Linked DNA regions of Homo sapiens: region 1 is linked to region 2. Evidence: read pairs that join two places in POLR2A ChIA-PET (ENCODE). Cell type or tissue: Panc1. All regions are shown on one strand. Each heading gives the region's core, and the rest is flanking DNA. Links, peaks and the distances in the headings are about the cores only.

Evidence for each region. ChIA-PET counts read pairs that join two places held together with the same protein. Peaks named below come from ENCODE experiments on the same cell type or tissue, not always from the same donor. Only the 100,000 strongest peaks of a DNase experiment are listed, where the experiment ranks them.
Region 1: POLR2A ChIA-PET joins it to region 2 with 6 read pairs; 2 of 35 experiments call an interaction of 5 or more read pairs at or near these places.

What each region holds. Positions count from the first base shown.
Region 1 is chr6:139,690,927-139,696,476 of GRCh38, reverse strand. No RefSeq gene overlaps it. Among named protein-coding and RNA genes, the nearest start is that of FILNC1, 77 kb to the left of the region's middle. In Panc1, for the core only: no CTCF peak of the experiment used is centred there; no DNase peak of the experiment used is centred there; H3K27ac peaks cover 3,115 bases.
Region 2 is chr6:140,304,431-140,309,980 of GRCh38, reverse strand. No RefSeq gene overlaps it. Among named protein-coding and RNA genes, the nearest start is that of MIR3668, 100 kb to the right of the region's middle. In Panc1, for the core only: no CTCF peak of the experiment used is centred there; no DNase peak of the experiment used is centred there.

The DNA of each region.
Region 1 (5,550 bases), core at 1,082-5,081, 610 kb after region 2:
ATTAAAGTGCTTTAACTATTATATATGCAGCTCATCTCTTTTATGGGTATTAAAACACAGAATGTGTTTGGGTAATAAGACGCATGGATTTGTTAACAACTATGATTTAAAATCATTCCTGATATTTCTCCAAATATCTTGCAAGTTTTTCCAAAACTCTATTGCAAAACTCCATAAAGGAAAAAATAAGTTTTAAAATTTCAGCTGTCAGGTTACATTTTCTCTCCTTTACAATCTAATTATTTATCATGAGACTACATCTTCAGTTGAACTCTCTGCTTTATGATTTTATGGTTGAATAAGTACAGTTCTCCTGGATTTGAGCAAAATATACCAACTGGACTTCTATGCTCAAAAACTTATTTTCTTAAGTTACAGAATTTTTTTTTTTCCTGGAGAAGGTACCATTTCTTAAATAAAATAAAACATAAGGCATTACAATCTAGCCCTCAGTTCTCTAACTGCTTCTGCATGCTATTATCAGTTTCAGAAATCACGTTTTCTTGGTTTATAGGAAGTCAGCAGTTGAACGACGATTCTGAATTCCTCACTAGTCAATTTACTTCTAATAAAGTAAAAACCTTCGTATTGCTGCATACGGATTCTAATTTTTCAATGCAATTCCTCAACTTTCAGTGTTCCTATGGGGTTACAATGCTTTGATGTCAGATAATCACATAGAGAGCTTTAAAGTGTCCTTGGGTGTCAGGTTTTACACAGACAGCTGTACCATAAATAAGACCTCTGAAAAATATTCTTATTTCCAGTAACTAAAATAGTCTGTCTTCTTCTAGAAAAGCATAGCATGGCATAGTAATAGCACTGTAAAGTGCTGAAAAGCAGATACTATGGTTTGAATTCCATCTCTTGCATTTACTCACTGTTGACCTTGGGCTATTTACTTAACCTCTCATTTTCCTCATCTGTAAAATAAGGATTATAATAGTACCTGCCTCATAAGGTTGTTATGAGGATTAAAGAGTCAATGCATATAAAGTGCTTTGAAAAGTATCTATCACAGTTTACTCAGTAAATTAGCTTTTATCATAATCACTAGCCCATCACTCACCACCCGTGTACAAGCTCCCACAGATGTATCTGGAATCACTATTTTCAAAGCCCCATTTCCTTAAAAACAAACTGGAAAATGCTACCAAAGGGTTTTCTTTTAAGGCGACCCATGGGCACCAACAGTATGATGATCGGCCCAGATGACTCTGGACTCTTTCCTAACTTTGACTTTAAATTAACATAGGGGGTGTTACGGGAAAGTGAAAGGGTTTTCTCTGGTTTTAATGTCCTTAACCTAACCACTCTTAGACTCACATCACCCATATTGATTTCTTAAATGGGATTAGTTATCTTTAAGGGGAAGAGGGAGAGGTACTCAGAAGGTCTCAGAAACCAGAAGGAAGATTACAAAAACCAAGACTGCCTTCATTTCTCAGGAACAAGCCACATTAGCCAAGCTCTTGGAGACATACACAGGAAAACCCAAAGGGACTGAAAGCCTTGAAATATTAGCGAACTTATTAATATAACCACAACATCAATAAGCTGAGGATGATGTCTTAAAAGATCTCATTTCAATTTATGTAGCTATGGATTGCACACTTCTTGGTGAGTCATTATTTTTTAGTAAATGGGGATAAAAAATAGCTAATTTTGAAGATAACTACACAAGAGCAAACAACCTACATCAGTTCCTATTTTTATACTGAATTTAGAGAAGACATATGGAAGTGTATTTAAATAAAATAATATTTAAAAATACAGTTTCAGATGGTATTACTAGACTTTTATTAAAGTATCATCAGTTCTAAGAATATATTTAGCAGTTTGTGCTATGATGTGAATTGTTCCCACAAATATCTACTTCTCTTTTGTATTTGTTTCCACTCAAAGATTGCCATACTCCTCAGAACCTTACAATTATAATAATAAGGATCTCCAAATGTTTTTATCATAGACAGGGTCCAAGATGGGTCTACTCTCTACTGCATTCTAAGGATAGCAGAACATACAACAAGTTCTCATGGCTTTTTGTCCCTTTTGTGGAGAGTACAGTAAAGAAAGAAAATACTCTGCACACTAATGACCTTTGAAATGAGGACTGTTGCTCCAACAGACTTTTCCTACCATGTGAAAAGTTTAAATAAAGAAAAAAAATGTTCTCATACATTCCACATTGACACAACAATAGAAATAAAAATAATTCTGTCCTGTCGGGGCATCTCAGTCCCCAGCCTTTGATTCAGTTTAAACCTAGTCTTGATGCCAAGAGATTTCAGGCTTTGGTGGAGGGGAAGAGAATCAGAGCCCATCATTGGTTCTGGGCAATCTTGGATGAGGCCCAAAGTATTCAACTGGATCAAGGATTGGAATATAGGATCATGCAACCAATGTTCTTGTTTAAAAGCAACTTTTCACGATTTAATTGTATAAATTCCCTTCTTATATTTCAGAAAAACTCCAGATCATGAAGCATTAGTACTAGCTAGCTATAAGCTGACATTCCCATCACAACAATGTGTCACCTACAGGTTCCTCCAGAAAATGAAGACATTAAAGCTGCAATGATACTTGTCAATTATCCAGAGAAAGCAGACCAAAACTGTGCTTTGTCCTCAATTAGCTAAGTAATTCAAAGTAAAGGCTCACTTTCACCTGAAGTAGTGGGGATAATTAGAGTCTAAAATAGGTTTGGCTTCAATTATCTAGATAATCTACTTGTGTGTTTATTTAGCCCAAAATTAGAAGCTTAAAAATGAATCAACTTTCAAGCAAAAGCTAAATGACTTTGAAAACTCACTGACAGGAGAATTTGACTTTAAAATGACTTCTTTGGGTGGGCTACTTATAAATGTACTTAATAAACATCGTTCTTATTTATTTTAGATTTGCACTTTGAAATTTTAAAATATTAATAAATTCAAAAGCACCTTTATAACCTGTATACCACTAATCCACTTCCTTGACCTAGGATTAGGAATTGCATAATTTTTTACACACACACACACACACACACACACACACACACTCTCTCTCTCTCTCTCTCTCTATGCCACAGTGTTGCTACCCACATTACTTTCATTCTCAGAGAAGTACTAAGAAAAATCTGTGATGAGGACTGTGAGACTATTTTGTCTGTTCATGAGAATCACCTGGGAAGCTAACACTCAGCCCACAGTGAACACCAATTAAATCAAAGTCTCTACAACTGAGACCAAGGCATCCTGTTTATAAAGGATGTTTATAAACTCCCCAAGTGAATCCAATATACAGCCACAATTCGAGACTCACTCTTTCAGGAGTTGGATAATTTTTCTCCAAAATAGCCTGGAAAAGACAAATCAGAACTGTCCCATTTTTCTCCTCATCCTCACTCCTAGTTTCTCCCCGTTGGTTGGTTTATCCCATAGTGTGTGCTTAACTGAATTCAATTACTCTGGGTGTAGAAATGTCAGGTCCCATATCATTTCAATCTTTTTCATTTATTTATTCAATTAATAAATATTTTCTAAATGTCTACTATATAAGTCTAGGCTATGTAAGAATTTTCTAAAACATAAGCCTTTCCCTGAGGGATCTCATAACATAACAGGGAAGATGGTCAGAAACAAATTTAATGACAGTATTTGGTGACAAGTGCTGAAACTAGGGTACAGAGGTAGAATAAAGAACTATTTTCATTTTAAGCATCAGGGCATTTGAGCTGATCAGGAAAGAGAAGCTGGTGCCTTAAGCTAGCAGAGGGGAGAGTGGACTGGTATTCCAGGCAGAGAGGAAATCTTTGCAAAGCCATGGAAGCATGAACAAGTCAGATGAGTCCCAGGAGCCCCGACTAGCTTTGAGTGGCTGGAGGCCAGTGAGGTGTGTGTGTGTCTGTGTCTGTGTGTGTGTGTTGAAGGGGAAGGTGGGGATCATGGCATAGGAGGCTGGAGAAGAAAGCAGAAGAGGACTCCATGTATCTAAGATGAATTGGGCCTGGAATTAGCCCATAAGGTTACCATGTAAATTTATTGCATATTTTACAAACTCTTAAGACCATTAAGAAGTTGGATTATTGTTGACTGTCTATCATTCTGATGAATATTTTGGAATACTTTTCATTTTTAAACTAATTGTTATGTGTATGTTAAATTATGCCATTAGTGTGAAGAGCAAAGATGTGATACTGACAGTTAGAAATCAGGTAATTCTTCTGAATTTAAATGTTCAAAAATCACCTCCTTTTGGAGTCTGGTCATTGGGTGAACTGACTGCAGTCTCAGATCAAAAGTTAGTATCTTAAATCACATAGCATACACTGAGAAGACATAGATAATATTCTCAACATAAAGGATGGGTACACAAGGGTGGCTAAACTATTTAAACTTCCCTGTATGTGCTACATGAGAGCTCACTTTACTGATTTTCCTTTTTTTTTTTTTTTTTTTCAGACGGAGTCTCGCTCTGTCACCCAGGCAGGAGTGCAATGGTGCGGTCTCGGCTCACTGCAACCTCTGCCTCCCTGGTTCAAGTGATTCTCCTGCCTCAGCCTCCCAAGTAGCTGGGATTACAGGCATGCGCCACCACGCCTGGCTAATTTTTGTACTTTTAGTAAAGACGGGGTTTCACCATGTTGGCCAGGCTGGTCTCGAACTTCTGACCTCGCGATCCACCCGCCTCGGCCTCCCAGAGCACTGGAATTACAGGGGTGAGCCACCGCACCCAGCCACTCATGATCTTATTTCAGTCTAGACTAACCTTATCCATCTTCTCATGTAAAAATGCCACTCTGCTCAAATGTCTGTTCCTCCAGCAAATTTCATCACTCCTGGTCCATCACACATCCTGATAATCAGCCAGCATCCATTTATCTGTGTCTCTTTCTGTCTCTTACAGGAGTAATAGATGCATGTGTTTTATTCTTCATTTAAGGAAGGATCTGTTTCTACTTTTTAAAAACAGCCTTTATTAAGAGCTCAGTGCCATTCATAAATATCATCTTATTTCATCCTAACAATGGTAGGTACTATAACTTAGAGGCTAGTATCCAAATTTCCACATAAGGAAATTAGCTCAAAAGGTTAAATGACTTCCTCAAGATTATACAACTAGCAAGTTGTATCCTAAACATCAAAGTCAGATTTTGAAACAAACTCTTCAACCCAACTACTATGCATTTCTCATTTCTATCACTAAGAGAAAGACTCCACCACCAAGTTTATAGAGAATAGGTACACAATAAGTATGTGTTTAATAAATAGCTTCTATCTTGCTTTTGCTATATTTCTGTGACTACATGTTTACACTTGAGTAAACACACTCATACATTGTGTAGATGTACATATACAGTGCACAATTTTCAATGTATGTGTTCCAAATGTTTAATTGTAACTCAATTATTTGAGATGCAAAACACATTTTCTACAATGTCACATAAAGAGGGTATGATATTACATATACCACTGAAGGCCTGCTAAACACAAAAAGTATCACAAAACAGGTAGCCACCAAATATGCAATGTTTTATTTGAGCATATATTCCTAGTATGGTTTTCTGTT
Region 2 (5,550 bases), core at 575-4,574:
GTTTTCTGAAGATAGATTACAGGGATACAATACAAGGCTGGCACTTCATTTTTTTCTCAGAACATAACTTGAACACTACTACCTTGGTTCATGGCTGTTGAAAAATCATCTGTCACTCAAATTTTATTTGTATTCATATATGTATACACATACATACAAATGACAGAACTTCAAAATTTTCATAGAAAAATTGAATTAAAAGATAAAAAATATAAACTTTATTTCTTCACATAAAGTTCTTAATAATTGTCCATCAGGGTCAAGACAATTTCATAAGTCATGATATCAGACACTTATTCTATCCCTAACGAACTGAGGGTCCTGAGAATTTCATCATGTCAATGCAGTCTTTTTATACATTATTAACTGAAGAAAAACAGGTGCCATTTAAATATTTTTTTTAAGACTTTTAAGGAAAAAAAGGAGTCAAAAGGTGCCAAATCAGGACTGCCATGTGGATGCCTAATGATTTCCCACAGAAACTTTTGCAAAATTGCCTTTTTTGAGAGGAATGAGCAGGAGAATTTTCATGGTAGAGAAAGATTCTGGTGAAGCTTTCCTGGAAGATTCTTTGCTAAACACTAGGCTAACATTCTAAAAACACTCTCATAATTAAGCAGATGTTATTATTCTTTGGTTCTTCAGGAAGTTAACAAGCAAAATACCTTGAGCATCCCAAAACACTTTTGCCATAATCTTTACTCTTGACTTTTGCTCTTGTGCTTTGCCTGGACCACTTCCACTTCTTGGTAGCCATTGCTTTGATTGTGCTCTGTGTTCAGGATCATGATCATGCTTATAGAGCATTGTTTAATCTTCTTTCAAAATTCTTTAAAGATATGCTTCATTATTTTTATTTCCCTTGTTTAAAATTTTCATTGAAAGCTCTGCTCTTGTCTAGAGCTGATCTGGTCCAATAGTTTTGGCTCCATCAAGTAGAAAGTTTGTTCAACTTTAATTTTTCAGTCAGAATTGTGTAACATAAGCCAACTGAGATGTCTAATGGTGTTATTTATTGTTTGTGCTGTTCATTGTTGGTTCTCTTCAATTAAGGCACAAATCAGATGAATTTTTCCTTGTAAACGAATGTGGATGGTCTGCCTATGTGGACTTGATCTTCAACTTCTTGTCACTTAAAAAAAAACGAGTTTGGCTGGGCGCGATGGCTCACGCCTGAAATCCCAGTACTCTGGGAGGCCGAAGAGGGCCGATCACGAGGTCAGGAGATCGAGACCATCCTGGCTAACACGGTGAAACCCTGTCTCTATTAAAAATACAAATTAAGAAAAAAAAAAAGAATTATCCGTTTGTAAACTTCTGATTTCTTTGGGGCATTGTCCCCATAAACTTTCTGTAAGGCATCAATGATTGCACCATTCTTCTGCTCAAGCTTCATAAATTTGATATTTGCTCTTGCTTCAACTTTAGCAGAATTCATGTAGCTCTGATAAGGGATCTTTTTAAACTGATGCCTTATTCTTTTCGGTGCATCAAACTAGATCCTGTTCAGATAAGTTATAGCAAGTTAGAATTAGTTTATTTTAGTGCAAAAAATTTTTGAAATCTATGCCTAGTTTTTCCATAATATGAATTTTCCATGAATTTTTTGAAGACCCTTCCCTTGTATGTGTGTGTTGGTCTTTTTCCTCTTATTTTGATCTTCTCTGTTCTGTTTTGTATTTTGAAGTTTCTCCTCCATGTATCTACATATAGATTTCTTTTACTTCTTTCTGCTTGGTATACATAGTGATTTTTATATTTGGTCTATACTTCTATTTGTTATATAATATTTCCAGCATTTATCACTTTGAATATTGGTTCTTCCCATTCTCTTCATTTTTCTGGAATTCTCATTAGATATATGACAAACTTTCTCAATGTACCCTTTAAGTCTCACAACTTTTTAAAAAATTCCCCATATTATTGTTTCTCTGTCATCATTTATAAGAGATATACAGTTTTATCTTTCAGCTTATTATTCCTTTTTTCAGGGGGCTGTAACCTGTTATTCAATGCATCCACTGATTTTCTTGTCAGTTTATTAATTGCATATTTGCATATAAAATATATATTTCTTTAGAAAAGTATCTACCTATTTTAAATAGTTACCAATACCCTTGTTATTTTTCATTCTATGTTTTATAATTTACACTTTTGAAAAATAATTCCTTACGGTTTACCTTGTAATTTCAATATGAGAAATTGTGTATTGTTCTTCTGACGCTCAATTATGATGGTTTACTCCCTCCTATGTTGGGTAATGTATTTTCTTATTGGGAGAACATATTTTGTGGAACACAATGTAAGCTTGGGGTTTCCCTGACTAAATAATTAGCGAATATTTGAACACCAGACCTGTATGAGAGCAGGCTACTAGCTATAAATTTTCTGTAAAGAGAATTATTAATATTTTCCCCTGTAGTCACCTTGAAAATTACCAATTTCTTGGTAAGATCTATTTTTTAGTGGATTTTTTTTCTACCCCATATCATCACTATCGGGGTACTCTCTTCAAGGGTCTAGGCCTGTTGGAAGAGTCTTAAGTTCACAACTTAAACTGAAGATTCTCAGGTATGTATTCTCAACCATTCATGGGGCTCAAAGGTTGGCCTCCACCTCTTCATGCTTTTAAAGTCATCTATAGCTCATGGCTCTACTTTCATCTGTGTGTTCATTTATCTATTTGTATGTTTCCTTTTGTTTTTTTTTTTACACTATTGAGTGCTAGTCTATTGTTTCTGGGTAAGAAACAAATTATAATTTATCTAGAATCTATTTTCATTGTAGCATTATATCATTTTTAAAGCACCTAGCTCACTAGCCTGCTAGTCAAAAGTGGAAGTGCTCCACTGTTTTGAGCTCTTTAAAGTGAGGGACTATGGTTTGTTCCGTTTTTTAATATTAACTTTGTTACAGTATGGTACAAGGAGTAATCAGAATGAGCTGAAATATGTAAGGAAATTTTAAAAAGTTTTCTTATGTTTTAAATTCACTTCATAAAAAGTTTAATTGCTTTATTAGAGTACAATTTACTGTACTTAACCGTACTTAGTAAGAATGTGCAATTTGGTAAGTTTTGGCATCTGTACACATTCACGGAACCACCACAATCTGGATAATGAACATATTAATTTCTCTTAAATGTTTCCTTATGTTCTTTTGTAGCTCTTACTTCTCACCACTCCTCACCCATCCTCAGGCAATCTCTGATCTGTTTTCTGTTCTCATATTTTAATTTAAATTTTCTAGAATTTTACATAAATTGAATCATCTAGTAGGTATTCTTTTTTGCCCGGCTTCATTCACTCAGACTAATTATTCTGAGATTCATCAACATTGTAGTTTGTGTCAAATTCATTTATGTTTATTGCTGAGTTGTATTCCTGTGTAGTTTGAGATATCTTTATATATGGTGGCACAAATCCTTTATCAAATTTATTATTTGTAAATATTTCCTCCCATTCTGTGGTTTCTCTCTTATTTGCTCGATAGAAGAGCAGGAGTTTTTAATTATAACGACATTAATGTAAGTAATTTGTCTTTTTGTGGATTATACTTCTGATATTATATCTAAAAAATATTACTTAACACAATATTCTGTTTTTTTATTCTGGAAGTTTTCTAATTTTAAATTTTACATTTAGGATTATGACTGAATTTGAATTAATCCTGGTATATGATACAAGGTATAAATTGAAGTTCTTTTGCTTGCATATGAATATGCAATTATTCCAGGGATATTTGTTGAAAGATATTATATCGTCTTACTTCTGGTGGTATAAAACTTTTATAATGGAAATTAAGGAGACTATTGTTTGCTGTGCATTCACATTATAGAAACTCTTGTTAGAGGATGACTGTTCCACTGAGGAAGATGTACATGTAGCTGAGTTGTTAAAAAAAAAAAAAAAAAAAGCTATGTTCATCCCAGAGGAAATGATGGAGAAGCCTATGTTAAAGAAATCAGAATTACAAATATTTCTTTCGTAATTTGGGTGTTGTATGTAGGTGTTTCATCCTAAGTTCAAAAAAACCAATTTCACATCCTTTTTTATTTTTTGAGACAGGGTCTCATTTTGTCACCCAGGCTGGGGTACAATGGAGTGATCACGGCTTGCTGCAGCCTCAACTTCCCAGGCTCAAGCAATCCTCCCACCTCAGCCTCACAAGTAGCTGGGACTACAGTTGTATGCCACCATACCTGGCTAATTTTTGGTATTTTTTTTTTTAGAGATGGGCTGTTGTGATGTTGCCCAGGCTGGTTTCTAACTCCTGAGCTCAAGCGATCCACTCGCCTCAGCCTCCCAAAGTGCTGGCTTTACAGGCACAAGTCACTGTGCCCAGTCCAATTTCACATCATTTTCAAGAATAAAACATCTTAACAACTGTATCACTTCCATTTAGAATTAAAATCACTTTGTAAAACTTGCTTTGTTTTCTGCATCTTATTCTAATTATTTATTATATACATCAGAAGACTGCAGCTAGTATCAAAGACAATTCTTTTACCTCACTCACCAACATCCACACTTTGCAAAACCATAGACTATCAGTCTACCATCATTCCATTTTAGTAATATGTGTCTCAGAGATGTTAAGTAACTGCTCTAGTCACATCACCAGTTAATTACAAAATAAAGATTAAAAGCCAAGTGTCCTATTTCTAGTATAATTCCCTTTTCTTCATACTACTTTTATAATCTAATAAAACATGTTTGATTAGCTCCTATCAGTCCAAGTAAAAATTGCAGAAGAAAAGTATTGGCTAAATAAGATTTTCTGAATATTCCTGAATTTTAAAATCATATAAAATCAATTTGATCTAAAAATTTTATTACTGTATGACTTTTATGATTATTTTAAAATATGTTTAATATATTTTTAATACATTCAGTTGTAACATTAACGATTATTTACTAATTATTTCAAGTGTATATTTTATACAAAGCAATACTTTAACTATATTAAGAAAGGTAGTTGCCAAATTAACCAAACAAGCAAATAAAAATGGTTTCTTAGGGATTCTGGTTATTTATTTTAAAATTTTAAATTATTCCACTATAATAGATTTCCCCAGCCTTTAATTATTGTGATGATTATTTAAATTAATATGAATGACACCATTTACTCAATGAGTACCAATGTGTGCCTACTGCATGCAAAGCTTTCTATAAGGCAATACAAATAATAATATCAAGGCTCTGTCCCTAAGGAGCTTACAGTTCAAAGACAGGTGAAATAAGTCCATAAGTGGCTGGTTTGCAATACAAACTGTAACTGACAAAAGAAAGGGAGCAAACGTAATGGAGGCTTTGAAAAGAGAAACTAATGAAGGCTTCATAATGAGTGAATTATTTATTTCTCTTTACCCTTAAATTCCTGTAGTGCAGTAGTGCATTATCTATACCGACTTGAGGAATTATTGAAAAATCTGTGATGTGATCAAAACACTAACAGAAACCAACCAACCAATGAGAGAAGAAATAGACTGTTGCTCTAGGCACCCTGCATTTGTGTAACACTATCTCTTCCACAAAATCTGTCCTCATA